Linked DNA regions of Homo sapiens: region 2 is linked to region 1. Evidence: chromatin contacts called from ENCODE Hi-C data. All regions are on one chromosome and are shown on one strand. The core of a region is the stretch at or near the end of the contact, and the rest is flanking DNA. Distances in the headings are between cores, read along the strand shown.

What was found. A loop is a pair of places that touch in the nucleus more often than their neighbours do. Pooled maps may share reads with other maps.
Region 2: a map with no recorded cell type shows a loop between it and region 1 (10-fold over the local background). The contact joins two enhancer-like sites. A Hi-C loop is called at or near these places in 2 of 37 single-sample maps with no recorded cell type and 3 of 50 pooled maps.

Annotation. Positions count from the first base shown.
Region 1 is chr7:37,334,749-37,337,845 of GRCh38, forward strand. The region is part of intron 2 of ELMO1 (engulfment and cell motility 1); the gene reads right to left. Among named protein-coding and RNA genes, the nearest start is that of ELMO1, 110 kb to the right of the region's middle. Within about 2 kb of position 1,648, at least 7 of the 41 ENCODE cell types and tissues checked have a DNase peak (open chromatin) inside an H3K27ac peak, as active enhancers do.
Region 2 is chr7:41,880,189-41,883,272 of GRCh38, forward strand. No RefSeq gene overlaps it. Among named protein-coding and RNA genes, the nearest start is that of INHBA, 180 kb to the left of the region's middle. RefSeq lists an enhancer at 1,251-1,800. Within about 2 kb of position 1,548, at least 12 of the 41 ENCODE cell types and tissues checked have a DNase peak (open chromatin) inside an H3K27ac peak, as active enhancers do.

The DNA.
Region 1 (3,097 bases), core at 398-2,897:
GTCTTGTGTAAATCAAATTTATGCATATGGAATTATATCTTAAATATGCTATAGAAATATGGTAGTTGAAAAACTGCAGGCAATCACACTTACCTAAAACACATGCATCTGTGTTTCTTTTAGGGAATTAAACCCTTCCCAATATACTGGGGTAGGCGTGCTATTATAATTTTTCTGTTTGGAGAATGAAGACCACCAGTGTTTTATTCTTATCTTCACTGTTCAGAATTGAAACCTATTGTACACACACAGTAACGGAGATCAATGTGATGAACCAAAGGATACAAATGTATGTAAGCCACTGGCTGACCTCCAAGAGCTTATAATCTATTTCAAGAGAAGTGAGCATGAAAAAAGAAAAATGTAAATTACGTTACGTGTGAAATATATTAACTGCAAATAAAAGCTACAGGCAAAGAAAATGATATAAGAAATTAGAAAACTGGAGAAAAGACTGCATTATAATGCGATCAGAAAAGGTTTGAGTACAAAGGAGGCTCTCTGCAGTGCTTAGCAAAGCCAGGATTTAAAGCAGTAGAGAGCTGGGAGAAGGCAGGGGGCATTCAAGGTGGCATACTTTTAGAAGGAAACGGCAAGAGATGAAAAAAGACCATGAATGTGCGGGAACAAGCGTCTAAAGGAGCAGCTTCTATAAAACAGAGGGGTACCTGGGAATCACATACAGTGCCTGCAGACACTACCTTGGCCCAGGGACAATGCTTATGAAAAATATGGAAGGATGCAAAGCCACCCTAAAGAATCTGACTGAAGTCTCAGGAATACCAGAAAGCTCAAGAATCATCCATGTCTATTTTTTTAAACTGATAAACTTTTTTCAAACAAAATCTTTCCCCAAATCATACGCAAATGAAAATGGGACAATACAAAGGTGCTGCAGCAGGAGTGAGCGAGGGGTGCCCGGAAGCCCTCGGCAGCCACCCCTCTGCCCCAAGCCATTTGAGAAGCAGAACTAAGGTTGAAAACTATGTATCTCTTCCCATTGCCCTTTTTGGGCCTGAATATGCTCAGAACATCTTCTCCAAGCATTTGTCTGATGCACACTTGGTAGAGATGATGGATCCCCTCGCCTGATGAGATGGCCCGTGCTGGCTTTTCTTGGGTGAAGGTGAAATGTGTCTCCTAGCACAAATAGGATGGAGTTCCTACACTTGGGCCATAAAGAACGCATCTAGGCAGGGCACTGTGGTGGTTCATGGACTGTAATCCCAGCACTTTGGGAGGCTGAGGTGGGAGGATCGCTTAAGTCCAGGAGTTTGAGACCAGCCTGGGCAACATGGCAAAACCCCATCACTACTAAAAATACAAAGACTAGCTGGTCATGGTGGTGCACACCTGTAATCTCAGCTACTCGAGAGGCTGAGGCAGGAGGATATCTTGAGCCCAGAATTAGAGGTTGCAGTGAGCTTTGATTGAGCCTTTGTACTCCAGCCTGGGTGACACAGTGAGACCCTGCGTCAAGGAAAAAAAAAAAGAACATATCTAATGGTCCCCCCTCTACATGATATAACCTCAAAAAGTTGGTAATACCTGTGAGACTCCTTTCTTCAGGTTAACATATGGGCAGTTTCACTAACCATTTGTCTCGTCTGTAGACAACTGAAGTTAGAGAGGGGAACCATATATCCACCCAACAGAGAAATGAAACTAGTGGTTAGCTGGCAGGCTATGCCGGTGATGGGAACTGTTGTTATGTATGTAGGCAGAGGTGAAACTTTAACGTCATGAGCGAACATGGACTCTAAGACAAAGAGTGTCGACAGTGAACACACAGACCAGAGGGCTTAGCACTGAGGTTGGAACTGATCTAGAAAGAAGAGGAACCAGGAAGGAAACAATCCCAGATGAATCAAACAGGGAGGAAGAATCTCAGGCACTGAAGCTAGAGGAAGGAAGGGAGAGTTTCAAGAAGATGAGAATGGGCAGCTTTGCCGAGCGTAACCGAGAGGGTGAGGACAACCAAGGCAGAGGTGCCACCAAAAAGGGGAGCCCTGTAGAGAGGTAAATTGTTGTTCATGCAAATATTAAAATAAGCATGGAACAACATAGATGGCATATACTGGTAACATTTAAATAAGCCTGGAATGGAAAAACAGAATAAAATACTACCAAAAGAGAGTTACTAGGTCAAGGGGAGGATTTTCCAAGGTGAAAACAGAAGAGTTCACTGTTGAAGACAGAGAAGAAGAAAAGAATAAGAGAAGAGAACATGGCTGGGACAAAGCCCCAGGTAGGGTAGAAAGGATGGGCTAATATCATTTGACCCCGCAATCTCATTACTGGGTATATACCCAGAGGATTATAAATCATGCTGCTTTAAAGACACATGCACACGTATGTTTATTGCGGCACTATTCACAATAGCAAAGACTTGGAACCAAGCCAAATGTCCAACAATGATAGACTGGATTAAGAAAATGTGGCACATATACACCATGGAATACTATGCAGCCATAAAAAATGATGAGTTCATGTCCTTTGGATCCATTCTCAGCAAACTATCGCAGGGACAGAAAACCAAACACTGCATGTTCTCACTCATAGGTGGGAATTGAACAATGAGAACACATGGACACAGGAAGGGGAACATCACACACCGGGGCCTCTTGTGGGGTAAGGGAAGGGGGGAGGGATAGCATTAGGCGATATACCTAATGTTAAATGACGAGTTAATGGGTGCAGCACACTAACAAGGCACATGTATACATATGTAACTAACCCGCACGTTGTGCACATGTACCCTAAAACTTAAAGTATAAAAAAAAAAAAAAAAAAACACCTATGTGGAGCATTGGGGGTTGGGATAAGCTGAAAGCACTGGAAACAAATTGGGACCACCTCTTCCCTTCTCTGCTAGCAGTAGAAAAAGCAAAACAAAACAGGAAGGCAGGAGATAAAGGCATCAGGTAGTCTGTGATGCCATGCAAATATGTAGGCCGAGAAGTTCTAGGCAAAGACAGAAGTGGTAGCTTTCTGGTCTGTGTCTTCCTTGAAAAGCAAGGCCTGAGGGGGCAGGGCAGAGACAAGAAATACTGGAGGCTTGAAGAGTTTATGCAGGGAACAGAAAAGCTGCTGCTCA
Region 2 (3,084 bases), core at 298-2,797, 4.5 Mb after region 1:
GGAATTGCAGGCATGAGAATGGAGGTGGCTGGAGATATTCCATAACCAGACCAGACAGACACTGCAGAGCACCGTGTGACATAGACTGGGGAGAAACCAGAAGGTCGGGGGAAGGGAAAAGCAAAGTCCAGAGGCCTGGACAGAGTCCAGACCAACATCCTTCCTGCTGCAGAGCTTTAGGTGGTGGACCCACAGTGGGATGTCTCATGGATGCCTTTCACAACACGGATTTGGCACTCACTCTTTGTCAAGAAAGGGGCCAGGCACCAGGGGTATATGCCAGATTTCCCACTGATGGTTGAGCTCCAGGCCCTATAAGCCTACAAAGGCTGGCTCAAGGAGGCCAGCTGTGAACACTCATGGCCCTGCAGTCTACCCTATGCCAACTCTAATGCTGGCAGGTTTTCACCTCACCTGCATTATTTTCTGCCTTTGCTGTATTTTGAAAGACAAACAGAAGATTATCTAACAAATACTGAAGTAGTCATTGGGATTACAGGGATCCACATGGTCAAAGGAGGTGAGGGGCGAACAATGAAGCTGTGTGTCCCAGGAGCTGTCAGTGTGCACATGGCTGGTCTATAGCATGAGAAAGGTAGGAGGAGGGCAGTGGATGTCAGTTTATGAAGGATAAAGGTTGTCAAAGTATTCCAATTAGGGGGCCGTCACCTACTAGCCTTCTGCTTTAAGAAGACCAGCCTGGCCAGGCGTAATGGTTCATGCCTGTAATCCCAGCACTTTGGAAGGCCAAGGCAGGTGGATCACCTGAGGTCAGGAGTTTGAGACCAGCCTGGCCAACATGGTGAAACCCTGTCTCTACTAAAAATACAAAAAATTAGCGGGTGTGATGGTGGATGCCTGTAATCCCAGCTATCTGGAAAGCTGAGGCAGGAGAATCACTTGAACCTGGGAGGCAGATGTTGCAGTGAGCCGAGATAGAGCCACTGCACTCTAGCCTGGGCAACAAGAGTGAAACTCCGTCTCAATTTAGAAAAAAGAGAAGACCAGGCTGACTACAACCCCAGGGACAGTCAGTGGCTTACACAGATCTTCTGGAACCTGATGTTATACAATTTGAGGAGCCCTTCTTAAGCAAAAAAATTCAAAACCAAGAATATATAATTAGGTATAAAACTGAACAGTTATTTAGAATGAGAAGATAAACCTCAAAAAAAATAGAACTTTAGAATGATGATAAATACCACAACCATAGGTTAAAACATGAGAATTCCAATAAATCTCTTTTGCAGAATTCTCATCAAGGAGGAAAGGAAAATGTATGAGGCCTGTATAATTGTATACACAGCATGGCGTGCTATATTCCTGAAAGGAGACAACTTCTGTTTTGACTAGCTGTCATTGAAAACAAAGTCCTCTGCTTACGATTTTACATATCTGACTTTGGAAGAATTTTCCAGAGACCAGCTTCCTGCTTTGTATATTTCAAACTTTGCTTCTCCTTGATTCTGCATAAACGTCTGGTGTCAGATGCTGCAGGACAAATTCATATCACCAGATGACGTTTGACCCTCCACTTCCTGTCACGAGGCTGGGTGCGTCAGTGCAGGGGGCCGTAGGAGTATTCCTAGAAGCCGTTCCTACACCAGGATGACTAGTAATAACTTAACTGCATTCAGAAACAACTACCAACCACAAAAATATCCCCTACTGAACCCAAACTAAATATATTCGCAACTCAACTTCCTTTTAGCTGGGGCCCCAAAGTGCTGGTGACGACGCTGACACCCTAACAGTAGGTGCACAGAGGGGAAGTCGAAACAGAAAGGGGAAGCAGTCTTAACCAATTATGGCTAAATATAGCTCACTTTTAATACATTTTACAAAAATATATGACCATGTGAACACATTGCAAGGTCTTCCCCCAGCTCTTGTAAGGGACCGTGCAAGTGAGGCCCTGAGCTGAAGTTTATTAGTTTATTAGCTAACAGGTAGATCTTTCTCTGAGGACTCACAGATCTATCTGGTGGTCTGACTGCAGCTGAGGACCCCAATCTGGAGTAATAGTAAATAGCTGTAGAAGCCAAGGATCAGAGGCGAGGCAATGCCATTGTAGTGGAAGGGATACATTCGAATGGTAATTAGCAGGTGGAACCAAGATGATTACAGTTTGGAAGAGGACAGAGTTAAAAATGTGGCACCATCTAGTCTGGCACTTGCCCCTCTTAATTTATCCAAAACATTGAACAACACTTAATAACTTGTGCCAGGCATAGTGCTTGCTGCCAAGCAGAGGGGAGGGTGTGTGACCTGGGCTGTGAACTCATACTGGCCGGCTCGCTGTAGCGTCCCCTGCCAGCCTCAGCTCCAGAGGATGTCTGTTTCTCCTCTACTCAGTCAGCAAGGGATCTTTCTCTTTGTTCTTACGAATGAGGCCACCCATTAAGATGTGTCTAGATACTTTGGCTCCCAGGTCACACCCAACTATTGCCTCTTTTTGATCCAATATATACTTTTTCCGTAAACTGGTCAAAACCCATACTTACACAGAGATGGAAAGAGGAGTATAATTTCAAATTGCAAGGGGAAGCTGGATATAACTCAGTTTTTAAATCTCGAATGTATATATTTTTGGCCTGATTTCCCACTCTGAACCCCCAAATCAGTAAAATCACAAGGTGAATGCAAACAGGAAAGAGAAAGGAGAAAACATGTCTGCCAGCCCATAGATATGACCCTGGGGCCCTGGGGGAAAAGAGAAAGCAGGCACTTTCCCATCATTACGGCTGCACCACCGCAGTAATGATGCCCTGAGAACATGAAAGCCAGCAGTAGGGGAAACCCCACCAAACATTTGAGATCCGCAGTCTAGGGATTACTCCCCGCCAGGCACTCGATCTTTGCACAAATCTTACAGCTAACGTGCTCCTTTCACAGGAAGCCTTTACTGCTTCTCAAATAATCCCGAAAGGAGAGTTGCTGGATGTCCCATAATGAATAAAACTGCTGATAGGAATGGAAAAAGTTTATGAAGGATTTGTAAACCCAAAATACCATATGTGGAGTCAGAACGTTTTATTTATACCTTTGCCTGATACTTTGCCCGCGCATACAGGATTATGGAAG